Linked DNA regions of Homo sapiens: regions 2 and 3 are each linked to region 1. The links are chromatin loops, found by intact Hi-C in ENCODE. Cell type or tissue: heart left ventricle. All regions are shown on one strand. Links, peaks and the distances in the headings refer to the core of each region. The heading gives the core; the rest is flanking DNA.

Region 1 (2,500 bases), core at 1-2,500:
CATAACACCAGTCATCAGGAAAAAAATTACAAGACAACCAAAAATCGGTGCACATGTTCACTGAGAGATATATTTAGTCAAACAACTAAAAAAAGAACTGCTTTTAAAGGCCCAAACTGAAATGTAAATTGAAGGGAAACTTACTTCTTTCAATGATTCACTTGGGAGGAAAAAAGAAACTCTGCTCCTCTTTACTCATTTTCTTCAGTGCCTCTTTTTCTCTAAGGATCAGAGTTAGAGAGGGTGGTAATAAACAGTAATAGCAATACATGTGTCCTATCTTGCCACAAGGCCGGCCACTCTCCCTGCGTCTTCCAGAGGCTTCCCGCACAGGCCTGGGCACAGCATGGACGCTCCACAAAAGGCTGCCAATCTAAGACTGGTGGTGGTGGGAGGGGTGCACCCCACCATGGTTCCCTGGAGCCCCACAGTCTGGGTTCAAATCCAGTTTGCCCCTTGAGCTGTGTGACCTTGAGCAAGTCACTCTCCCGCTGGGACTCTTGCAGGGCCCTGAGCACTGTGCTGGACAAGTAGGCCTCACCGAGGAAGGGTTCCCCCCACCACCACTGCTCCTCCCTCTCGCAGAAGCAAGCCTTGCTGAGTAACACGAAGCATCAATCCAGCACCCTGTGTGAAACCATCGTAAGTTGTGAATGAGTGGAAATTGACTTACTAAGGCTGGGGCTGAATCATTCCCTGCATCTTCCGCATCTGCGGGGGCTCCCGGCGCAGAAGGCAGATGAATGGGCAGGGCGTGTGTCCCTGACAGCAGCAGCTCCAGCGTCTTCAGGTGCCACACTGCCTCCAGACGGCTTCCCTTTCACGGGGAGTGCATGGCGGGAGCTCACCTGTGTGCCTGGGGCATGTTCTTTGGAAGGCGGGGTCCCCAGCAGGGTGTTGGGAATGGAGGCAGTGGTCCCAGCCATGGGCAGCTCAGAAAGATCAGCTGTCTGTCCCCTCATTTCACACGAGGAAGCAACTGATTGAGAAACAAATTAGAATCTGAAGGGTTTGCCATTCATCCAGGACTCCCTCTGTCTGTCTGTCTGTCTGTGTGCCTGAGGATCGTTTGAAGGGCGGTGACAAAGCCCTCTGGTGGCGAGTCAGCCCGCTTCTCAGGGACGTCCACTGAGCACACGAGGAATAAGAAGGCAGTGAGTGCCCCCATCTGGCAGGAGTCAAGAATGTAGGACTCCTGATAAAAGATCCTAGAGGAATGACAATAGCCCCAAGGTGACATCATAGCAGGTTTAATGAGCACCTACTGTGTGCCAGGCTCATTTCATATGCTATCTCATTTAATCCTCACAATCACCCCCACGAAGCCCCATTTTACAGAAAAGAAAACTGAGGCTCCAAGGGGTTTACTGCTCTGGCCAAGGTCACTCAGTTATTCCATAGCACAACCACAATCAAACTCCGGGTCCAGGCTTTATTTGCCAGAGGGAGAAGGAGAGACGAAAAGAATGAAAATAACATTTATTGAGCATCATCTGTGTCCCACTTCTATGGACTGAATGGTGACCCCCCAAAATTCATGTTGAATCCCTAACACCCAATGTGATGGTACTTGGAGATGGGCCTTTGGAAGGTAATGAGGGTTAGACGACATCATGAGGGCAAGGAATTAACACCCTTGTGATGGAATTAACACCCTTATAAGAAAAGATACCAGAGAGCTCCCTCTCATTCTCCATCTTGTGAGGACACAGTAAGAAGGTGGCTGTCTGCACGTCAGGAAGAGAGTCCTCACCAGGATCTGAATTGGCCAGCACCTCCAACTTGAATTTCTAGCCTCCAGAACTTTGAGAAATAAATGTCTGTTGTTCCAGTCATGCAGTCTATGGTATTTTGTTACGGCAGCCTGAGCTGATAAGACAGCAGATAGCATGGCCCTCATGATAAGAGCAGCCCACACTTACTGAGTGCTTACTGTGTGCCACGCATGCAGTGTCTGAGGGCATTACCCAAACCACTGGTTTTCATTAATCCTCACAATAACCCTGCAAAGTAAGTACAATACATATCCTGATTTAGAAATGAGACACAGGGAAGATAAGTAACCCACTCCTGATAAAAGATCCTAGAGGAATGACAATAGCCCCAAGGTGACATCATAGCAGGTTTAATGAGCACCTACTGTGTGCCAGGCTCATTTCATATGCTATCTCATTTAATCCTCACAATCACCCCCACGAAGCCCCATTTTACAGAAAAGAAAACTGAGGCTCCAAGGGGTTTACTGCTCTGGCCAAGGTCACTCAGTTATTCCATAGCACAACACAGAAGCCAGAGCCTGTGTATGTAAGGGGCAGATCCGGCAGACAGAAATTACTGGCAATGCTAAGTGTGATCATGTGGTGTGCCAGTTCAGGTCCTCCAGGAAGTGGATGCCAAGATAGGATTCAATGTGCAAGAGAAAGAGATGTATTGGTGGAAACACCTGTGTAGGACAGAGAGGGAGCAGAAGGCAGCAGGGAGAGTTTGGGTGCTGTGCACA
Region 2 (5,262 bases), core at 2,763-5,262, 110 kb before region 1:
CCTTGCCTGGCATGGAGGACCTCTCTGACGCCGGCTGTCCACTGCACGGCTGGGATCAGCGCTCTTCCCTAGGGATAGGACCCTGGTCCCTACTGCCAGCCCCTAACTGGGATTGCCCTCAATAGGTCACAAGCCCTGGCACTGTGCCCCACTCCCTTGCTCCCCCAGCTAAGCCCCATCTCCAGCCTGAGTCCCTGGTTCATCTAGACAGTTCCTCTGCATAGCAGAATGCCTTGCTAGGTCCTCTACCATCTTCTGGGGTGTGGGTAGAGATCAACCCAGCTGTACCCCAGTGGACAGCAGCAGCAGCTGTGTGGGTTTTACCCCAGTCTCAGCATCCTCCAACTGCCCCCATCAGACATAATGGGCTCTGGAGTTGGACAAACCTGGACACAAATCCTGTCTTGGGCATGTACCACCTGTATGGCTTTGAGCAACTTATTGTTCTTTCCTGAGCTTCATTCTCCTCATCTGCGAAACAGACTCCTCTCAAAGCTATGAGGAGGGTTAGCTGAGCTAATGGGAGTGAAGAATGCAGCACAGTGCATAGTTTCTCCCGAATCAATGGTAGCTCATGGGGTTTCCACTTGGGGTGATGAAAAGTTCTGGAACTGGATAGTAGGCATTGTATGACATTGTGCATGTCTTTAATGCCACTGAACTGTACACTTTAACACAGTTGAGAGGGCAATTTTTATGTTATATGCATTTTACTACAATCGATCAATCAATCAGTCAATCAGTCAGTCAGTCCATCAGTGGCAGCTTCCTTCCCATCTATTCCAGAGCTCTTTATGCTTTGGCCTATCCAGGTTTAATATTTTCATGTCTTTGCCTACTCTTCCACATCCAGATACTCCTTAGAAAAGTGCTCTGACCTTAGAGTTGAGACATCTTGTCTTTTCCTCTTCTTGGAAGGCTCAGAACCCCAGAGACCTTCCATAGAGCAGGCCAGGGAAGGGAGGGACCAGAGGAGACAGGGCTGACCATCCCCCATGATTCGAGCTCCGTAACTATAGTTGGCACCTGGGAGGGAGGAACAACTGGCCCAGGAGTTTGGAAGGAATCCTTCATCTCTCTGGGGTGTTGGGGGTCAGCAGCTGAGGCCCTCCTCGGTCTGTAGCTAAGCCTGGACTGGTGAGCTCCCCCACTCAGCCTCCTCGACCACAAGCCCCTCAGGGCAACCTGCTCGCTCTAAATTCATCATCACCCCTATCCCAGCTGCCTCTTCCCTTTTCTGGGATTCCAAAACCGGGGAGCAGCACCTAAGTCTATTCAGCTGTCCAAGCCAGAGACCCAGAGCCCAGAACCCTCCTTCTCCCCACTTCTGACTTTCCTCCAGACACTCAGGAGCCCAGAATTCTCTGCCCAAACTTCCAGGGCCCGCACAGAGGACCGAGTTCCACCTCCTGAGAGTGGACTGCACCACTGATGTGTGCATCAAGCTGCCTCCAGAGGGTGGGAGATGGGGTCCAGGCCCCGCCTCCTGCTCAGGAAGGCTGGGTGGCGAGGGCTGGAGGAAACAAGCACATCTTTTTGCCCGAGGACGGATGATGGAAGTGTGGGCTAGGTCCACTGTGTGTGTGTTGCCGGGGGGGCAAAGAGAGGGGTGAGCCTGCTTCCACTCCCCAGAAACAGAGGGGTGAGCCTGCTTCCACTCCCCAGAAACAGACGGGTGAGCCTGCTTCCACTCCCCAGAGGGGACTTGTTTCCTCCAGCCCCCACCACCCAGCCTTCCTGCGCAGGAGGCAGGGCCTGGGCCCCATCCCGCACCCTCCAGAGGGCAGCTTTCCGTCACTCCCTAAGTGTTTAATCCCATGTTCCCAGTACATCTGCCACACCACTTCTCTCTGTGCCTTCTGTGGTGTGGAGCCAGGGCTTCCAACCAGTGAGGCCTGAGGCTTAGCTTGATGCCAACTAGGAGGTCTCCTGCTAAGAAAGAGAACGAGGGCGGTCGATCTGGCCAGCAGGGCTGAAGTGGAGCCACCCAGGGCAAGGCCCACACCTCAGCTTCCTCTGGAGACCAGAGAGCAGCTGCTGGACCTCAGATCTTACTCCGCCTTCCCCAGCCTCGCTCTTCCTCATACAACTGGTCAAGCCGCACCCCACCCCATCCCCAGCCCCCACCCTTACTCGCCCCCTGGCTCCCCAATCTCTCTGCCCTGGTCAACCTCTCCCAGCCATCCTCCACCCTGCAGCCGGAATGAGCTCTCCAAAACGCAAGCTTTCTCCGTGCTGACAGTGCCAGGGGCTCCAATCGCTGTCTGGATAACGCCCAGATTCCTCGCAGGACCCAGCTGACACCTCCCACCTCGCCCTGCCTCACTGTTTGCTATAGCAAACAGCTCACGTTTTCCTTCTCAGGGCGAGCCGGTTCCTACTTTTGTGCCCTTGCATGACACCTCCTCCACCTGCCTTTTCACCTGCAAATTCTCCTTCATTCACATCCATCAAGACCTGCAAGGTGAATCTTAATAGCATCCCTGATAGAATAATACCCAAGAAGCAGCTCCATCGAAGGAGGTGGTTTCAAGTAATAACACAAAGAAGCAACTCTATCCTTTGACGGCCCTGGGTGCAGATCTCCAGTGTGATGTTTATTGGCTTCGTGACCTGGGACAAGGTACTTAACATCTCTGAATCTATATCTTCACCTGTAAAGCAGGACCAAAATATTGACCTATAGGGAAGTGATGAGATTGACATTAACAAGAAAGGAAGTGAGCAAGGCTAAGACGATATCAGTCGTATTTTCTGCATCAAGAAGGACACATAGGTAGTGCATCTCAATTTTAATAGGGAAGATCTAATCCAGGCTTGAAAAACAATGAGAACATACACTGTATTTCATCGGGTGAAATAAGCAGGTCCCAATGGTGTGCACAGGATGACTGAATTTTTGCATAAATAATGACATATTTTTGTAGAGAGGGAATAATATTTAGGAGACATCCCAAAAGGTTAGAGTTGTTATCTCTGGGTAATGCAACTTTTTAACAATTTTATTTTTATCTCTTTTTTCTTTTGTTTATCTCTGTTTTTGCCTACAAATTCCCTATGATTTCCTACCCAAGTTGTTGTGGGTAGAATTGTGTGCTCAAAAGCCAGGTGGAAGTCCTAACCTCTGATACGTGTGAGTGTGATCCCACTTGGAAATTGTCATCTTTTCCCATGTAATCACATTAAGATGGAAATCATACTTGATTAGGGTGGGCCATAATCCAATATGACTGGTCTCCTTGTAAGAAGAGGAGAGACACAGGGACACACAGGGAGAACGCTGTGTGACCATGGAGGCAGAGATTGGAGCAATGTGTCACCAAGCCAAGGATGCCAAGGTTTGTCAGCAACACTAACAGCTAAGAGGGCGGGGAGGAAGGATTCTCTCCTGGGGCTTTCAGAAGGAGCACAGCCCTGCCGACTCCTTGATTTCACACTTCCCGGTTCTCTAGAATGGCGAGAGAATTAATTCCTGCTCTAGGCCACCCAGCTTTTATAATTTGTTGTGGCAGCCACAGGAAATTAATATAAAGAGCAAGCCTTACTTATGTACTAGAAAGGGCCAAGGGTTTAAAAAAGAAAAAGAGGAGGAGGAAGAGGAGAGTGCCCCGATCAAGAGTGCTCCCTGGAGGGCTGGAAGTGTCTGCTCAGGACTCGGCGCAGATGTGTAGTGAGTGTTTGTTGAGTGAATAAATATGCCTGCAGTATGTGACATCGTCTTGTCTCTGTCCTGTCTCCCCACGGATCTCACTCTAGCCCAAAGCTGCCTGTCATGAAGGAGCTCCCTAGCGAGACTGGAAGCACAGCTGGGCTTCACGCACAGGCCCAGCCCTCAGCTCTGAGGCTGCCATGGGGGAAGCAGGGAAGGACCTGAAGGACTCTAGGTCAACAGCTCTATCCCCATCAACTTTGTCAGGGTCCCTGTGTGATGATGCCATGCCCTCGGCCGCATACCCAGCTTCTTATTCTTTGTGACCAAGCCACACCTTGTCATTGATCAGATCTTTGTGCTGCTTCCAAAGCAATCTACCTAAAACTCAGGTTAGACCCTGCCATGCCCTCCTAAAGACCTTTGGCGGCTCCCCCATTCCTCGACACAGCATTCACGGCCACCATCTATTTCAAGCCATTTTGGGGCTTGCCTGTCAACTCCCCACCTCCAGCCCCTCTTGCTGCCTTCTCCCCCAGCAATCCCACATGCTCAACCTCTGCCCCGGGGGCCTGCCTGCCCTCCCACCTTCTCTAATCTCAGCACTGCCCAGGCCTCCCAGCAGAGTGGAAATGTCATTCAGGGGGACTGTGGAGAGCACGGTGTCCCTGGCTCTCCTTCCAGGAAGAGGGAACAGAGGGAGGGCTTTTCTGGAATGTTTCCAGGCCTATCCTTCTTAGCTGGACAGGGACTCTATCTGCAGCAGGGGAAGAAACAGCAGATGTCTTCTGCTCCTCTGAGTGACCTAGTCAGCCTTGAAGAATCACAGGAAATGGCTCTTGGGACTTGCTAATGAGCTTTGGACGTCTTCCCTCTGTCCTGGCAGTGTTGGGTGGGGAGAGCTTCTGGGTCCCACTTGTTGGCCTTTCTCCTACTTTCCAAATGCCTCCTTCCTTTTCCTCCTCCAGGAGGTGGGAGGTGCGATGCCGAGCCCCACGTAGTGAGGGGAAGCCCTGGCAGAGGAAGCCTGTTTGTTCTCCAGCTTGGGCTCGCTGTAAACAAATTTCTTTTTCCTGATTAGGTCACACTCTTGAGCAGGGTTTTCGGGACACCTTGACTTGGTCAGGGGCTACTTGCCTCTAAGGAACAGAAAACCCAGTCAAAATAACTGAAATTAGTGGGAGACTGGGAAAGGTCATGGAACCCAAGGGGAACCACCAAGCCTCAAGAGGAAGAACCATCAGACACAAAGCAAGAAGCAAACTGTCAGACGCAAAGGGGATGCTCACTCTGTCCCTCCTTGGCCCACCTCTCTTCCGTCATCACCATTTTTTCTGATTTGCTTTGGAGATCAGCTCCCTCTGTTTGCTCATGAGGGTCCCCAAATGGCTGTCCTCAAATGGCAGTCTTCCTTCCCAAACCTTACAGATCCCCCAGGCCCAGCCAACTAATCTAGTCTCTTCCTCTGTGGGAGCAAGAATGACCATCACGACCCGACAGCAAACTTGTGGAGCCCCAGTGATGTGCCAGCCACTGGTCCAAGGTCTTTATGTGAGTTTTCTCATGTAATTCTCAAAATAACCTTACAAGGCAAGTTGTATTGTCATCCTTAC
Region 3 (5,262 bases), core at 2,763-5,262, 220 kb before region 1:
CGTTTCTCTACTGTAATTCCCAGTCACCATCAAGGGGACTGACGCCCTAGCTTCGTCTCCCACCTACTGTGTCTTCCAAATGCCGCAAAATCCTCCCTCCAGCCCCAGCGGGCCTGCCTCTTGCACTTCTCCCCTTCTGCCCACCCTCCCCAGAACCCTCCCAAAAAGTGGAGAGGGGAGAAGTGGAACAAACTAAGCCAGCAGGACAGAGGCAAGAAAGGCTCAGCATGCACCCAGGTGGAAGGAACGTCCCAGGCATGGCCTGACGCCGATGTCTGTAGCCGTCAGAAAACTTCCTCTTAGGATACCTTCCCCAAGTCCTGTCTTCCTCATCTGCCATGTGGTCATTTGTTTAAGTGAAGAAATATTTGTGGGGTGCCCACTACGTGCCAGGCACTGTTCTGAGCAATAGGGATGCCACAGTGAACTAGATCTTGTCCCTGTTCTTGAGGAGCTGATAGGTACTGAAGGAGACAGAGAAGAAAATGCTTACAGATTAATCCAGCCCGGTGATGTGGGGGCAGGGGTGAGGTCTGTCGGGGGAGGCTTTCTGGAGGAGGTCATATGGAAACCAAGGTTTGGATGGTGAGCAGGTAAGGAGGCATGATCCAGGCTGTGTGAGTGTGAGTGTGTGTGTGTGTGTGTGTGTTCTTGGGGTGTGGGTGGGAACCTTCCAGACTGAGGCAGACACCTGTGTGCAACAGGTGTGAGTCTCAACCCATAAACTCAGGCATGCATTTAATGAGCTTGTCTTCCCAACAACTTCATTTCTATTTTGAGACTGCATTTCACTGGGGTGCCTTCCCTTTCACTCAAGGTCATGGCCAAGTTCCAGAGGTATAGTGCCAAGGCGTTGATGGGGAGTAGGAGCAGAACACTATTCTGCCTGCTCCCCTGGCAGCCCAGGCTGCTCCGAGAGCATCAGTTATGCAGTAAATCCGGAGTCCTTCCTGTTTGCTTTCTGCCCTGAGGCCTCTTTCCATTGAGTAGGGAGGGAGGGAAAGATTCTAGGTAAGCGGGGTGGGGTGGTGGGGCGGGGAGCGGGGGGCGGGAAATGCGAGGGGTCAAGGAGACTCAGTTAACACTTAGAACCATGAGCAATCCTTCTGTAGAGGCGGCTCGAGCTGGCTGGGGCACTACAAAGGGGCAGGGCGGCTGTGGGAGCTGTGGAGGAGTAAGGCGGGAGGCAGGAGGAGCCGTAGGAACAGACGTGACAGAGCTTGGGTGTCCTGCCACGGAGGCTGAACCTGGTTCTGACTCCCAAGGTGACTGTGAACACCGAGCCACACATCCCAAAGCAGCCCCGGCATTCCGTAGAGAAGGGCTGGGCCCTTTACACCCTCATTTATCCAGGAAGGAGGGGTGGGCCCTTCTCATTTACCCATGAAGGAGGGGTGGGCGGAGCCTGGCAGCTGTCGCTTCTCTCTACAGCAGGGGTGGGCTCTTTAAGGTCTTTAAGCTCTTTAAGGGGTGGGAGTCTCATAACTTCACTGGAGCCAGAGCATGCCGAGAGAGGCAAACTCTTGGCGGTTTGGGGTTATTCTCCACCGGTTCCTGGAGATCCGAGGGTAGCAAGTGCCAATGGCTGTGCTGGGGTCACAGAGCTTACAGAGCTCCTATCTTATCCACACCCAGGGCATGGCGCCTTCTTCCCTGGCAGACAAGTAGGGAATGGTAAGCGGTCCTTGGAAATTCTCTTGTGATTTAATTTGACTTAACTTCTTAGCATTAGTAGGTCAATTTTGCAATTTATTAGGCAAACCACACCCCTGGGGAGAGGCTTAGCAGCTGAGAGCGTGTTTTCTATTTTATGTGAGGGAGGAAAGGAAAGCCAAAAGAATTATTTAAAAAGAAATATTCAAAAGCAATCCTCAAGGTGGAGTTCAGCATCCTCTCCAAACCAGCTTCTTCTATACCTTTTGTTGTTACTGTGGTTATTGGCCTGATGGGCCACCCAAGCTGGAATAAGCTGCCCCTGGGCCTTCGCTGTGCTCTTCCATCTGCCTGGCAATCTTCCTTCCTCTTCTCCACCTGGAGGCTATCACGCGCCCCCTTCAAAATGCTCCTCCAAGTTTCCTCTTCCTGGACACCTCCCCTGACCCTCTCAGGTTAGTCAGGGCTCCCACGATGTCCTGGTTTTACCCTCGCCAGAACACTGGCCATTCTGTTGTAACATCTGCTTCCATTTCTGGCCCTGGCCCCTGGCAATGAGGATGGTGAGAGCAGAGATTTGTCGTGTTAGATTGATTTGCTAATTCACTGGGCTCTACTTTGTCCACTGTCTTTTATTTTTTATTTTGTGAGATGGGGTTTTGCTCTTGTTGCCCAGGCTGTAGTGCAATGGCATGATCTCAGTTCACTGCAACCTCCACCTCCCTGGTTCAGGTGATTCTCCTGCCTCAGCTTCCTCAGTAGCTGGGATTACATGTGCCCGCCACCACACCTGGCTAATTTTTGTATTTTTAATAGAGACGGGCTTTCGCCATGTTGAGCAGGCTGGTCTCGAACTCCTGACCTCAGGTGATCTGCCCACCTTGGCATCCCAAAGTGCTGGGATTACAGGCGTGAGCCCCACGGCTGGCCTGACCATTGTCTTTAGAGGACTGTCTCCTCTTGTCAGTTCTTTTTTTATGTCCTTATCCAGGCCTTTGTTGCATTAAACAATAATAACTTTTTTCTTATTATAACAATAAATGTTTCTTATAGAATTTAAAATTTTTCTTACATGTAGAGAAGCAAAAGAAGAAAATTAAACCACTTTTATTTCACCCTCATTGTACTTCCATCCAGATGACTTTTGTTAACATTTTGGTACATTCCTTCAGCCTTTTATTCCCATGACTAATTGTTCATGTATATTTTAATGTTATCATATGGTATATATGATTTTGTAGCTTTTAAATTTTTTTACTTAACAACGTATCGTTAATATTCTTCTCGTACTGAAGTTGGTCCAGGGAGATACAGTCCCAGATCTTGCTGTAAGGCTGGACCTCAAGCTGGGAGAATATGACTCTGGGCACGCCAGGGCTACCGTGTGCAGAGGCAGTGAGAGAGGAGGATGGTGCTATCATCATTCGCAACCCATTTAGTCCAACAGCTTTCAGCACCCCACAGCCAGTAAATACTTTGCACTGAGACTGATACAGGCCAGTTGTGCTGGGTTTCTGCTACTCCTGCTTGAAAGGCGGAACCTACAGAGGTTTCCAATCTACAGAGCTTGTCACAAACCCAGAGCAAACTTCTCTCTTTTTTTTTTTTTGAGACAGAATCTGGCTGTGTTGCCCAGGCTGGAGTGCAATGGTGCAATCTCGGCTCCCTGAAACCTCTGCCTCCTGGATTCAAGCGATTCTCCTGCCTCAGCCTCCTGAGTAGCTGGGATTACAGGCGCCCGTCACCACGCCCGGCTAATTTTTGTATTTTTGGTAGAGACGGGGTTTCATCATTTTGGCCAGGCTGGTCTCGAACTCCTGACCTCAAGTTATCCACCTACCTCGGCCTCCAGAAGTGCAGACGTGAGCCACCGTGCCCTGCCCCAGAGCAAACTTCTTTTGAACCAGCTGGGGCATAAATATCTCAAGCACTGGGGAGGCACTTTTTTTTTTTTGATGGCCAAAGGTGCAGTTTTAGCTGCATTGTCATTTCTGTCTATCTTTGAGGGTTTAAAAATATTGCATTTTCCTCCCCTACTTGTTTTATTCTAATGTGCCCGGCACAGGGTCAGACGTGCGGGTTAAACGGAGCGGGTCAGGTCAGTAGGACCGGAGTAAAGAAACGTCGTGTCCATGTGCCATCCTCCCAGCATTGCAGGGGCGGGGAGATCCTTTCCCAGCCCCAGCCCCAGCCCACCACACCCTCAGCTCCAGTCCACCCCCAAACGCAGACTTGACCCCAGACCCAGACTCAATGTCACCCTGACGTGCCTCCTCAAGGTTACCCAGATCCACAAGGCCATTTGCAGGAGTCTGGCTTCCCGGTCGTTGCGGCTTCTGCAGGATGCGCTCGGGGGGATGGTAGGGGGTGTAAATCTGTCCAGCACCTGGACCTTGACCAATGTCTTTCTGCTCAGGTCTTTGCCACTTCTCACCGTGGCCACTAGAGAGCGACAGTGCTCCATCTTCTAGAAAGAAACCGTCCAATCCCCGCGCCTTCTGCCGAGGAGCCTGGCGAGCCACCTCCCTGAACTTCAGGACTTTCAGTTTCACTCCCTTATGGTGAGGGCGCGGAAAGGGAAGCCCGAGGGGACGGGGCCCTTACCCAGGATCACTCCCAGCCCAGGCCGTTTCATTGCCCTTTGCCTGTCCGTCCATCCTTTCCTGGGAGGCCAAGGGGAGCTTGCCCTGTGGGAGGAAGCCTGCTCAGGAGCGCCAGCCAGCAGGGTCGTGTGAACCTCTTGGAGAAAGGCTGGTTTGTTGCAGAAGGCAAATGTCTCTTGGGACCTTTGCCCCCACCCTGGAGGGCTCCTCCAGCACGGGGCCCATCAGCTTCTGCGTTTGGGCAGCTCCTTTCTGCAGGGAGTGCTCAGGAGGAGCTTCTGCCTGCCAAGGGCTGTCCAGCATCTAAGGTCCAGCTCGGGTAGTACCTTGCGGGAGGCTCCCCCAAGCCGGGTCTGTATTCATAACACCTCCAGATGAAATAACTCCAGGGTGGAAAGATAGCAAGGTCAGCCGGGAGGGATGGCCCTGGAGTAGGTTCTAGACAGCCCTGGGACCACCTGTCAGAGGGACAGAGGCAGAAGGGAGTCTGCCATTGCTCAGAGTCATGTAGGGAACTCTTTTTGTGCTGATCAGGGGTGGGGTGGCACCAGAAAAAGGAGACGGAGTCAGCGTGGGAAACTGCGGGCAGATGGGGAAGCCAGAGAGGGTTCCTGGGAACATCCTGGTGTTTCTTTCCTGGGGTGGCCGTGGCAATCTCTCAGAGCCCCATCTCCATCCCTCTGAGGTGGGGTGGTTGTCCCTGGGGAACCCAAAGTGGGCTTGGGCCAGCGTTGAGGCTGGGGGGGCCAGCGTGGCTGCAGGCAGCTCCCCGCTCAGCTCAGTTGGGGAAGGCTTGGTGCTTCCCACGCCCCTCCTGGAATGCGGGGCTGCTCCTGGGAGTTGAGCAAAAGTGTGGCTTTCCCCTTGGAGTCTGAGGTCGGTCAGCCTCCCAGGCCTGGGGCCAGCGCTCTTGACTGGGAACCAAGACAAGCAAGGGGCGGGGGCCTGGGCCAGCCCCGAGGCCTGGCACGACCCCACCAGCAGATCACCACTCCGGTTCATTCTT

What was found. Peaks named below come from ENCODE experiments on the same cell type or tissue, not always from the same donor. Only the 100,000 strongest peaks of a DNase experiment are listed, where the experiment ranks them.
Region 2: a loop joins it to region 1, with 6 times the contacts of the local background. A loop is called at or near these places in 12 of 110 quality-filtered maps.
Region 3: a loop joins it to region 1, with 7 times the contacts of the local background. A loop is called at or near these places in 108 of 110 quality-filtered maps.

The regions. Positions count from the first base shown.
Region 1 is chr5:172,477,778-172,480,277 of GRCh38, reverse strand. It overlaps LOC105377727 (a long non-coding RNA gene), which reads right to left and starts at 1,227. Exons shown (of 2, transcript XR_941225.3): 1 at 674-1,227. RefSeq lists enhancers at 1-573, 574-1,195. In heart left ventricle, for the core only: a CTCF peak has its summit at 1,109 (motif pointing left); a DNase peak (open chromatin) is centred at 1,117; H3K4me3 peaks cover 993 bases; H3K27ac peaks cover 1,054 bases.
Region 2 is chr5:172,583,393-172,588,654 of GRCh38, reverse strand. No RefSeq gene overlaps it. Among named protein-coding and RNA genes, the nearest start is that of LINC01944, 27 kb to the right of the region's middle. RefSeq lists an enhancer at 3,499-3,999. In heart left ventricle, for the core only: no CTCF peak of the experiment used is centred there; DNase peaks (open chromatin) are centred at 3,829, 4,254 and 4,624; H3K27ac peaks cover 2,500 bases.
Region 3 is chr5:172,696,528-172,701,789 of GRCh38, reverse strand. It overlaps LOC107986479 (a long non-coding RNA gene), which reads left to right and starts at 1,366. Exons shown (of 3, transcript XR_001742997.1): 1 at 1,366-1,674; 2 at 4,070-4,214. RefSeq lists enhancers at 3,854-3,913, 3,984-4,143. In heart left ventricle, for the core only: a CTCF peak has its summit at 4,096 (motif pointing right); DNase peaks (open chromatin) are centred at 4,169 and 5,109; H3K4me3 peaks cover 1,161 bases; H3K27ac peaks cover 1,136 bases.